Linked DNA regions of Homo sapiens: all the other regions are linked to region 2. Evidence: chromatin contacts called from ENCODE Hi-C or POLR2A ChIA-PET data. All regions are on one chromosome and are shown on one strand. Each heading gives the region's core, a stretch centred on a gene start or an enhancer-like site at or near the end of the contact. The rest is flanking DNA. Distances are from core to core; before and after follow the strand shown. Region 1 overlaps USP48 (ubiquitin specific peptidase 48). Region 2 holds the start of LINC00339 (long intergenic non-protein coding RNA 339). Region 3 holds the start of RAP1GAP (RAP1 GTPase activating protein).

Evidence for each region. A loop is a pair of places that touch in the nucleus more often than their neighbours do. ChIA-PET counts read pairs that join two places held with the same protein, here RNA polymerase II (POLR2A). Pooled maps may share reads with other maps.
Region 1: a loop to region 2 is called in a map of GM12878, with 4 times the contacts of the local background. The contact joins the enhancer-like site here to the promoter of LINC00339 in region 2. A Hi-C loop is called at or near these places in 1 of 168 maps with a recorded cell type or tissue (GM12878), 13 of 37 single-sample maps with no recorded cell type and 6 of 50 pooled maps. POLR2A ChIA-PET finds 5 or more read pairs at or near these places in 7 of 52 experiments (B cell, CD4-positive, alpha-beta T cell, GM10248 and 4 more).
Region 3: a pooled map shows a loop between it and region 2 (6-fold over the local background). The contact joins the promoter of RAP1GAP here to the promoter of LINC00339 in region 2. A Hi-C loop is called at or near these places in 2 of 168 maps with a recorded cell type or tissue (CD4-positive, alpha-beta T cell and naive thymus-derived CD4-positive, alpha-beta T cell), 1 of 37 single-sample maps with no recorded cell type and 7 of 50 pooled maps. POLR2A ChIA-PET finds 5 or more read pairs at or near these places in 4 of 52 experiments (HEK293, HepG2, Panc1 and 1 more).

The regions. Positions count from the first base shown.
Region 1 is chr1:21,760,800-21,764,292 of GRCh38, reverse strand. The region is part of intron 1 of USP48 (ubiquitin specific peptidase 48); the gene reads left to right. Among named protein-coding and RNA genes, the nearest start is that of USP48, 21 kb to the left of the region's middle. RefSeq lists an enhancer at 2,312-2,391. Within about 2 kb of position 2,077, at least 4 of the 41 ENCODE cell types and tissues checked have a DNase peak (open chromatin) inside an H3K27ac peak, as active enhancers do; they include B cell, GM12878 and OCI-LY7, where a contact is called at or near this core.
Region 2 is chr1:22,022,906-22,026,569 of GRCh38, reverse strand. It overlaps LINC00339 (long intergenic non-protein coding RNA 339), which reads right to left and starts at 1,379. Exons shown (of 2, transcript NR_023918.2): 1 at 1,198-1,379. LINC01635 (long intergenic non-protein coding RNA 1635) reads left to right here and starts at 522. Exons shown (of 3, transcript NR_110692.1): 1 at 522-606; 2 at 1,604-1,764; 3 at 2,125-2,576. RefSeq lists enhancers at 400-694, 772-881, 493-1,094 and a silencer at 3,531-3,650.
Region 3 is chr1:21,667,297-21,670,928 of GRCh38, reverse strand. It overlaps RAP1GAP (RAP1 GTPase activating protein), which reads left to right and starts at 1,572. Exons shown (of 25, transcript NM_002885.4): 1 at 1,572-1,675. RefSeq lists an enhancer at 1-852 and a silencer at 1,501-1,650.

The DNA of each region.
Region 1 (3,493 bases), core at 828-3,327, 260 kb after region 2:
TAATTTTTTGTATTTTTAGTAAAGATGGGTTTTCGCCATATTGGCCTGGCTGGTGTCAAATTCCTGGCCTCAAGTGATCTGCCTGCCTCAGCCTTGCAAATTGCTGGGACTACAGGTGTGAACCACTGCTCCCAGACACTGTCTCATATTTTGTGAAACACTCAACCTCCTTGATCTGTTTTGATAGTTGATAGACACAGGTACACATAACTGTTTTTCTACTGTAAGGAAATTGGCACACACATGATGATAAATGATCCTTGATACCTGGGGCCTACTCCTAAGGAGGGATAAAATGGAGTTAGGGGCATTGGAGAATGACGAATGGGAGAGGCTACAGCCCTCTGTGGTTGGCATTCTGCTGTGCTGCTAAGGCTGGCTTTAGAAGTAACAGCTTATAATTAGAACTGTGATTTGTGTCTGCCTGTCCATCCGTCCTCCCTCCCTCCCTCCCTTCCTTCCTCCCTTCCTTTTCTTGAAACAGAGTTTCTCTCTAGTTACCAGGGTTGGAGTGCAATGGCATGATCTCGGCTCACCGCACCCTCTGCCTCCTGGGTTCAAGTGATTCTCCTGCCTCAGCCTCCTGAGTAGCTGGAATTACAGGCATGTGCCACCACGCCTGGCTAATTTTTTGTATTTTTAGTAGAGACGAGGTTTCTCTATGTCAGCCAGGCTGGTCTCGAACTCCCGACCTCAGGTGATCTGCCCGCCTTGGCCTCTCAAAGTGTTGGGATTATAGGCGTGAGCCACTGCGCCCAGCTGTTATTTGTGTTTGTTAAGTAGATTCTTTACCTCTCCAAGTAAGAGAACAAACACAACCCCGCCCCCCCATATTGGGCTATGTATGAAAGGCTTAGCAACAATTTAGAAGTTTAGAAAGCCCAAGCCCTTTTAATGCAAAGCACCGCCATTGGCTTTTTGGTTCCCACCTGAAGTGTGGCCATAGAGGCTCGGGAGCCATAGGTTTGGCCTGGGGTGGTAGTCTATCACAGGTCACCTGCACTTGGCATTCTGCTGTGGTGGTGTTCTAGCCGACTGAAGACGTATTCAGTGATACCTAGCAAGCAATTAATTTAAGAAAATTTAAAAAGAACAATGCCAGTGTTGTGGGGCCTAATAATACAGATTGCTCCCAGCTTCTCATAGTAGCTTTTGAAAGTCTTATTGTGGTAATATTTAGGCCATAGGTTGTGTTTGCCTTTTGATGCCAGCTTTAGAACCAGTTGAGTATGCATGATTTTTGGGTGGGGACAGGGAGAGCCTACCTTTTCTTCATTGTCTGAATTATTTTGCTATCAGGAACTGGAGACTAAAATCTAAACAGATCCAGTGGAACTATTTTCTGAGAATGATGTCTGTGTTTGACACATGGGAGTATCTGTTTCCCCAGCCAGGTCGTGTGAATTTTTTTTTTTTTTTTTTTTTTTGAGATGAAGTCTCGCTCTGTCGCCCAGGCTGGAGTGCAGTGGCGTGATCTCGGCTCACTGCAACCTCCGCCTCCCAGGTTCAAGCAATTCTCCTGCCTCAGCCTCCTGAGTAGCCAGGATTACAGGCGCCTGCCACCACGTCCAGCTAATTTTTGTATTTTTAGTAGAGATGGGGTTTCACCATGTTGGTCAGGCTGGTCTCAAACCCCTGACCTCGTGATCCACCCGCCTCCGCCTCCCAAAGTGCTGGGATTACAGGCGTGAGCCACCGCGCCCGGCCCGTGTGAAAAATTTTTACCACCCACTTGTCCAAGAGGAGGGAGTGAACAAACAAGACTTGATATTACACCTTTGAAAAGCAGAGTTGAAAGGATTGACAAAATAAGTGCCTACTTTGTTTTAGAGGTATATTTTCACCATGGTTACTGACACTATTTTTTCCTATCTGCCAAAGACCTTTGGGAGAGTCCATTGCCACTAGCTGTAATTTTCTTTCGAAAGAACCTTCCTAGTATATCCTTGTCACTGTTCCCAGGAGAGATTTTCTGTTACTTTTCTCAGTCTCAGAATCAGTTTTGTTTCTTCTTTTTTTTTTTGAGACGAGTCTCGCTCTGTTGCCCAGCCTGGCTGGAATGCACTGGTGCGATCACAGCTCACTGCAAACCCTGCCTTCCTGGTTCAAGCGGTTCTCTCACTTCAGCCTCCCAAGTAGCTGGGATTATAGGCACACGCCACCACGCTTGGCACATTTTTGTATTTTTAGTAGAGACGGGGTTTTGCCATGTTGGCCAGGCTGGTCTTGAACTTCTGGCCTCAAGTGATCTGCCCACCTCAGTCTCCCAAAGTGCTGGGGATTACAGGCAGGAGCCACTGCACCCGGCCAGTTTTGTTTCTTTAACTCTCTTATAGTAGACCTTTCCCATTAGAGATGAGTTATAAGCACTAAAACAAAACCCTAGCTTCTTCTCCCCACAGTGGATGGGTTCTACTTTATTTCATTAATAAGCTTTTTTCCCTCCTAGCTTTGATATAAGCTGACAAAACTGTTCTTAAATTGGTCGAACTTGTTTTCATTTTTATTTTTTCAAAAGTTTTAAAATAGAGACAGGGTCTCACTTTGTTGGCCAGGCTGTAGTGCAGTGGCTGTTCACAGGTGCAATCATAGTTCATTGCAGCCTCCAACTCCTAGGCTTAGGCCATCTTCTGCCTGAGCCTTCTGAATAGCTGGCACTATAAGCATGTGCCACCACACCCAGCTTCATTTTTATATTTTAGAAGACAGTATGTTTAAACTGAACATTAAAACAATTATTTACTTATTTTTGGAATATGTAACACATTTTATTGTTCAAAGTCTGAAAGGTATAAAAAGTGATGGGGTCAGCCTGGGGCAACATGGCAAGACCCTGTTTTTACAAAAAATAAAATAAAAAATTATCCAAGTATGGTGGCATGCACCTCCCAGCTACTCCAGAGGCTGAGGCTGGAGGATTACTTGAGTCCAGGATGTAGAGGCTGCAGTGAGCCATGAACATGCCACTTCAGTATGGGAGTCTCAAAAAAAAAAAAAAGGAAGTTCAGAGTGTTATTTACTTCTGACTTATAGCTGGCAAGTACAGAGATAATCTTTGCCGATAAGGTTGTTTCCAGTTTATAATGTACTCTTCTATCTAAACAAACGGGTGTGTTTACCCCATTTGTAAATAAAAAACATGGCAACATGATATGCAGTGTTTTGTACCTTCCTTTTTTTTTTTCTTTTTTTTCTTTTGAGACAAAGTTTCCACTTGTTGTCCAGGCTGGAGTGCGATGGCGTGATCTTGGCTCACCACAACCTTCACCCTGCTGGGCTCAAGCAGTTCTCCTGCCTCAGCCTCCCAACTAGCTGGGATTAACAGGCATGCGCCACCATGCCCGGCTAATTTTGTATTTTTAGTAGAGACAGGGTTTCTCCATGTTGGTCAGGCTGGTCTCGAAATCCCGACCTCAGGTGATCGCCTGCCTCAGCCTCCCAAAGTGCTGGGATTACAGGCGTGAGCCACTGTGCCTGGCCCACCTTCCTTTTT
Region 2 (3,664 bases), core at 130-2,629:
GGCACAGTGGCTCATGCCTATACTTCTAGCACTTTGGAAGGCCGAGGCGGGTGGATCACCTGAGATCAGGAGTTCAAGACCAGGCTGGCCAACATGGTGAAACCGTCTCTATTAAAAATGCAAAACATTAGCCAGGCGTGGTGATGTGCGACTGTAATCCCAGTTACTCGAGTGGCTGAGGCAGGAGAATCGCTTGAACCCATGTGGCAGAGAAGGTTGCAGTGAGGCGACAACGCGGCACTGCAACTCCGGCCTGGGCGACAGAGCGAGACTCCGTCTCAAAAAAAAAAAAAAGAAAAAATAACTCCAGTGCACTGCGCCCTTACTTCCTATCTAACATTGTGCCGAACGTTATACACAGATCCTCCTCCGTATGATCCTTAGTTCAGGATCATAAACTCTTGATAAATTACTGCCCCAGGAACCTCCAGTGACATCAACCGCTGCTACCATTTGTGGAATTCTGCCGGCCAGACACCCCACACTGCATTCCCTCACAACTGATCCTCCCGATAGCCCATGGGGTAGGCACTGTTATTTCCATTCACAGATAAGCAAAGTGAGGCTCGGAGGGCGGGGACTTGCCCAAAGCCACAAGGATGAAAGGTAGTGCGATGACTCAACCGATAAAAATAATCCCGGTTGTGGTGGGGGGGAGCTGAGCCCGACTCCTCCCACTATGCTGCCGCGGCTCCGAAGGCCTAGCCCGAGTGCGGAAATGGGCTTCTAGGGTCCCAGGACGAGGTCCACCTCCAGAGCTGCAGTGAGGTCCAAGTCAGCCCGAGGAGCCCGCAGGTCCCACATTTCAGTCATTTCCCTACCCCAAAGGCAGGGACTCCCCGCTCCTGGGGCAGGCAGCCACTGTGGCCGCGAGCAAGCGTACTCGGGTTAGGAAGGAGAAGGAAGGGGACAGGGGGAACGTTCACCTACGCAGCTGCCACCTCGGAGGACGGGGGAGCGGGGGACGAGGAAAGATCAGGATAAGACCCTAACTCCCACAAATGACTCCAGGAAAGGGAGACCACCACTCCCCGAGCTTTGGAGCGCCGCGCGGGAACCGGAAGTCATGCCCCGCCCGGAAGTTAAGAGGAGGGGCATAGGTTGGAAGGGGTGGGCCGGGTCTCTCTAGCCTCCGCGGTACTACGCAGCTTCATGGTTTTAACTCTTGGTGGTCTTTTGACCGTCCTCAGTCCTTACCGTGCGGAGTTTTGGATACATTCTTAGCAGCTTTTTCGCTCCGGAGAAGTTCTTTATCTTTCTGAGCCGCAGTTTGCCCAACTGCAAAATGGAAAGAGATGAAGCAGGAATTAAGATACTCTAGGAGCTCGCCCACAGCTGATTCAGGGCCCCATTCTGAGGTTACACCCTTAAGCCTTTGCACCACTCAAAGGAAGGAAACCAAGAGAGAGGGGTGGCTGGCTGCTGTTTGGAGACAGTGGTCCTTGTATTGGCGCCCCGCGGAATCACTCCAGATGAGTCAGTGGATACAGTCTATAGGTCCCGCCTCATTGTACGCAAACAGCAGTGGGCATATGGCCGTGGGGGGTTGATACAGCCTGTCCGGGGTGGGACTCTGTGTGTATGGGAGGCTAAATCTCAGCAGGACTTTTCCAGTTGCTACCAGACTACGCACTGTCGCCTGATGGTTAAGAACTGAAGCTTTAGCCGTGCGCGGTGGCTCACGCCTGTAATCCCAGCACTTTAGGAGGCAGAGGCGTGTGGATCACCTGAGGTCACGAGTTCGAGACCAGCTTGACCAACAAGGTGAAACTCAGTCTTTACTAAAAATACAAAAATTAGCCGGGCGTGCTGGCAGGCGCCTATAGTCCCAGCTGCTCGGGAGACTGAGACAGGAGAATTGCTTGAACCCGGGAGGCGGAGGTTGCAGTGAGCCGAGATTGCGCCATTGCACTCCAGCCCGGACGAGGGAGCAAGACTCCATCTCAAAGATGAAGCTTTGAAGTCATACTGATCTGGTTTGCGTCTGATCACACAGGTTCAATGACACAGCCGGCTAGAGGAAGCAGAGATGCTAACCACTGCAGCCCCGATCTTAACCCTGAAGGGGAGGGATTGAGCTGTTAGAGAGAGGTACTCAGTTGACTTCTCCCTCTCTCTTTCCAGCTGGCATATCCGAATGGGCTGAGCTACCGGATTAAGAGGGACACCCCAAAGCCCCCATTGCTGGGTTATTGCTCCAGAGCCAATGTTCTTGGGGAAAGGAAGATATGCCCTTTGTCAACATTGCCACTGCTGGTCTGTAAACTCCTAGACGGCCAGCTGGTGGTTCACAAACCAGGACTCCTTGCTCTGGCCCTACCCCTACCTACCAGAATGACCGTGAACCCTTCCCCACTCACTCCTACAACCAGGTTTCCATCTCCTCTCTCAGCTTAGGTTTCCCTAACTGTAAAATAAAAGGGTTGGACTAGGTTAAGGACTTCCTGCTATTTCTCTCTCCCACACTCTAAGGTTCCTTAGGAATGCTTCAGAAAACAGCAGGGGTTGGGGCAAGGATGCCGCTTGAGTCCCAGAGCAACTCCAATTTCATAGGCACATAAATTTATGTGAAAGTATATACGTTTCGGCTTGTGTAAGATTATTTTATCATCCCAGGTAAAATTCAGCCTTTGTGCTTCATCTTTCCCCACCCTCCTGCTCACTCAGTTTGCTCCAAGAACACTGACCTTCTGGCTATTTTGCAAATCTGACAATCTGACAAGCTCATCTTCACTTCTTTTTTTTTTTTTTTTTTTTTTTTGAGACGGAGTTTCGCTCTTGTTGTCTAAGCTGGAGTGCAATGGTGTGATCTCGACTCACTGCAACCTCTGCCTCCCGGATTCAAGCGATTCTCCTGCCTCAGCCTCCCGAGTAACTGGGATTACAGGCACGAGCCACCACACCCGGCTAATTTTTTGTACTTTTAGTAGAGACGGGGTTTCGCCATATTGGCCAGGCTGGTCTCGAACTCCTGACCTCAGGTGATCCGCCCACCTCAGCCTCCCAAAGTGCTGGGATTACAGGTGTGAGCCACCACGCCCAGCCTTTTTTTGAGGCAGAGTCTCATTCTGTCACCCAGGCTGGAATGCAGTGGCATGATCTCAGCTCACTGCAACTTCCACCTCCTGGGTTGAAGTGATTCTCTTGCCTTAGCCTCCCAAGTAGTTCAGATTACAGACTTGCACCACCCTGTCCAGCTAATTTTTGTATTTTTAGTAGAGACAGGGTTTTGCCATGTTCCCCAGGCTGGTCTCGAACTCCTGACCTCAAGCGATCCACCCACCTCGGCTTCCCAAAGTGCTGGGATTACAGGCGTGAGCCATCGCACCCGGCCTCATCTTCACTTCTTTTGCTGATCTCTGCTTGCAGTGCTCTTTCCTGAGATCTGTTCACCCAGGTTCCAGTTCAACTGTAGCGTCTCCTTTTCTGCCCACCTCCTCTATCCCCCGACCCCGGGCACCCTTCCAATTCCTTTATAACCTGTTACTTTGTTTTTGTGATTACCTAGTTATTTTCTATCTCATCCACTAGAGGCAGTGTCCACAAAGCTAAGGACTTTGTCTGCCCTGTCACCACCATGACCCCAGTACTTAAAACTGAGCATAGGCCGGGCACGGTGGCTCACACCTGTAATCCCAGCACTTTGGCAGGCCGAGATGGGCGG
Region 3 (3,632 bases), core at 323-2,822, 360 kb after region 2:
GTCTCTTTCCCATATACAGCTAGGGAAGCTTGCTGGAGGGAGGACTGAAAAGAACAAGTGCCTGATCTACCTTCCCCTCTGCCCTTTCACAGGTGGGTGGATGCGTGGGAAGAGGGTGGGGCATTTCCTGCTATTCCCCCTTATTCACCTTTTCTCCACGGGGATTAGAGTCTTGACCGGAAAACATGGCTCTGGTCCCCAGCCCCTATGGGACTGAAAACCCGGAGGCTTGCATGTCTCAGATCCTCCAGAGGCTGATGTAAGAGTTGCTGAAGACCTCGGATCTTTCCTTTTGTGAAATGCAGCCCATGTGGCCGGGAAAATAGTGGGAGCTGGAAGTAACAGTTGTGGTTTTAAGCACACAGTAGATGCTCAAGAAATATATTGAGTACATGTCTTGGACTTTCCCCTCCCTAAATATTATCTGTCAAGTGGGCCTATTGGACTTGTTGACCTTGGAGGGCCCTGTCGGCTTGACCCACCAATTCGAAATGGTTGAGAAAGAGGTCTGTCTTTGTACCTTTTGCAGCCTGTTTTCCCAGTTCTTAGAACATTGGGGTGAGATCCAGAGATTTCAGAGATCCCCCTGGAACACGAGTGTTCTGTGACGAGTTCATGACCTTGGAGCCACCAACCATACCCCTCACCCGTTGTCCCCAGTTCTGGCCTTGCCGACCCACTGCGTGTTTCTTTGCTTCATGTGGGCTGTTCCCCGGGGAGGGAGCTCAGTGGAGAACAGAAAGAGGTGTGGGTGAGGGCTCCCCCTTGGTGGGGAGTGGGGCACAGGAGCCTCAGGCTCTGTTGACCATCAAAGAAGGGACTCGAGTGGGCAGGCCGCTCACTTGCTGTGGACCTTGGGCAAGTCTCTAACTCTCCCTGGGCCTTGGAAGTCAGGCCGAGGTGATCTCTGCCGCCCCCTCCCTGCCTGGGTTTTCACTCTTGTTCTGATCCCACTCTCTTCCGGGTGCCTCCCTTCCACTTCTCCGTAGCCTGTGGCTCCCCTCCCCACACCCGCCCTGGGCCCGGGTTAGGCTGGGGCGGGGGCGAGCTGCCCAGTCCAGAGACAAAGTCCAAGAGCCGCGAATGGGCTGGCGAGGGTCAACCGCGTGGCCTCTGCCAGGAAGCGCGCCGAGCGCCCGGGTGAGGAGGGCGTCAGCCAGGGCACAGCAGCTTTCTCGCCCAGCGAAGCCTGTGCGCCTTCCTCCCGCGCCTGCAGACAAGCGGAGCCCATGGGGGCCGTGGGCCCCACCTATCCCGACGTCTCCACTTGATCCAGAAGTTGTCCCAGTCCCCTTGGAGCATGAGCTGTTGCCTGGACAGCTGGGCTGTCGCCCAGGTTCTGCCACTGTCTAGCTGTGTAACCTTGAGCCAGTCCCTGCCCCTCTCTGGTCCTCAGTTTCCCCACCTGTAAAATGGGGGCACCGAGAACCCTCCTCCAGGACCTGCGGCGGGGCGGGGCGGCAGGGCGGGGGCCTCCCCGCCGCTCCCGCGCCCGCGGCTTGGGCTCCGCAGTGAGTGGGGAGCGGCGCCGGGGAAGGAGCGCTCCGCGGTCATGTGACGTCCCCCTCCCCGAACTGCGGCGGCGGCGAGCGCCGGCCGCATCTGAGCAGAGCTGCAGCGGCGGCCGCGGGCACCAGAGTGCCGAGCCCAGGACGCCCCCGGCCCAGGCCCTTGGGTGAGTGCGCCCCGCCAGGGCTGCGGCCCTGGAAAGGGGAAGGGGACAGAGGTGTCCAGACTCCCGTCGGCTCGCAGCGAAGACCCCGCGCGGGCGGGCGGGGACGGAGGGTGGGGGCGAACGCGTGGGGGACCCGGGTCTCCAGGGGCGAGGGGTGGGCGCAGCTGGGCTCGCGCAGCCCGGTCTTGACAGCAGCTGGAGAAGTGGGGGGAGGCCTGGACTGAGCCGGCTGAACCCCCAGCCTGTTGGACTTGGTCCAGGCCGCGGCCAGGGGGCTTTGGTCCCACCCCCCTGGGTGGGTGGGGAGTCCAGTTTTCCGCCCACCTCGAGGTGGGGGCGCCTGGGGTTTAGAGGAGGGACTGTGGGAAGTGGGCGCGTTTCCTCCATCCCTGGGGAGGGGCCCAAGCCCTAGCGCCCCCCAGAGGGTGGCGCTCCTGTCCTCAGAGGAGGGAAGTGGGGGCCTCAGATCAAGGACCCTGAGCGGGGAGGGCGGTGATGTCCTTGCATCCCCAGAGACAGGACGCATTCCCCTGTCCCTGACCCCCGCGGCAGAGCGGGGCACACGCGTCACGAAGTTGGGCGCCCCCTCGTCGCCTCCCCTGGCTCGGCAGGATCTGAGGACTCGGTGGGAATTCACGGGGCGGTTTCCGTGCCCTGCAGGGTTTGGTGCCAGCTGCGGGGCGCCTGGGCTTGGGGAAGAAACCTTGTGTACGCACACCTGCACACACACACAGTCTCCGGAGGTGAGCGGCCCCCTCCCTACCATAACAGACCCCAGCCTGTGCATGCCCTCGGAGTCCTTGTTGGGGTCATAGCACAGGCCCGGTGGTGGGGTCAGGAAGAACATCCACTGTTCTCAGGGCTCATTGGCCTCTGTCCCCGGGCTCCATTCCCCTCCCTGCCAAGTCAGAGGTCAGGCCCCTGGGGCGGCAGGCAGGAAGGACACTGAGGGAAGGGGCACTGAGGCAGGAGGGGCACTGAGGGAAGCTGGCCAGGTGGAAGTAGGAGAGAAAGGCAATGGGGGTGAGATGGTACCACTTCCTCCCCATATGAGGCTCTCAGGAGGCTCCTGGCCCCCCCTGCACAGGTAGTGGTCCCTCCTTCCTGAGGGTGTTTGGGGGAAAACGCTATGGTTGGGGCACTGGGGAAGGTTGCCTCGCAGATGAAACAGAACATTGGCCAAAGGTGTCCCTGAATGGGCTTCTGGACTGGCACAGGGCCCTGAGGGCTGTGGCTGAGTGGGGAGGCAGTGATCAGGTCCAGCTGGCCATGGGGGCCCCCCATTCCCTTCTCCATGACCTCAGCCTCACTCTGAGAGCCCCCAGCAGCTGGAAGGTCTGGTAAGGGGTGCGTGTTCCTTGATGGCCTTGGGAAGGGTTCCAGGGTAATGATTAATCCTCAGGTGGCACGAGCAATTTCCCCCTTCACAGCAATATTTCAGGGCAGGCGCTGAAGCCTCCATTGCACAGGTGAGGAAACTGAGGCTCGGAGAGGCTAAATGAACTGCCTGAGGTCACCTAGTCACCTTCAGCAAGGTCTAGAATCGTGGTACTCTGACTCTTGATGGGAGAAGATCTCCACAGCGGTGGAGAGGAGGAAGGGTGAACGCCGTGGTGGAGTGGTCCATGTGGACCTGCTCCCCTTTGCTGCCAGGAGGTGAGGGTGCCTGTGGCTGGAAGCTGGGTCAGGTTGAGGAGAGGGTCCAGAGTCCTAGGCTTGCCTTGCCACCCCTTCCCATGGAGGGAGGGTTGTCCCGTGGAGCACCATAATGGTGCTTTCACCCTGGGACCTTCCCAGCTTGCTTGGGCAAAGCCCTCTCCTCTTCTCTTCTTCCCAAGGTGCCTGCCTGGCAGGGGTCTCAGGAGGCCCCTCTCCTGGCTCTAACTACCTTCCACCCTTAGGAGACAAGAAGGATTCTTCCTTTGGCCTCTTGGAGGGCAGCAGGGAGAGAGGTCTC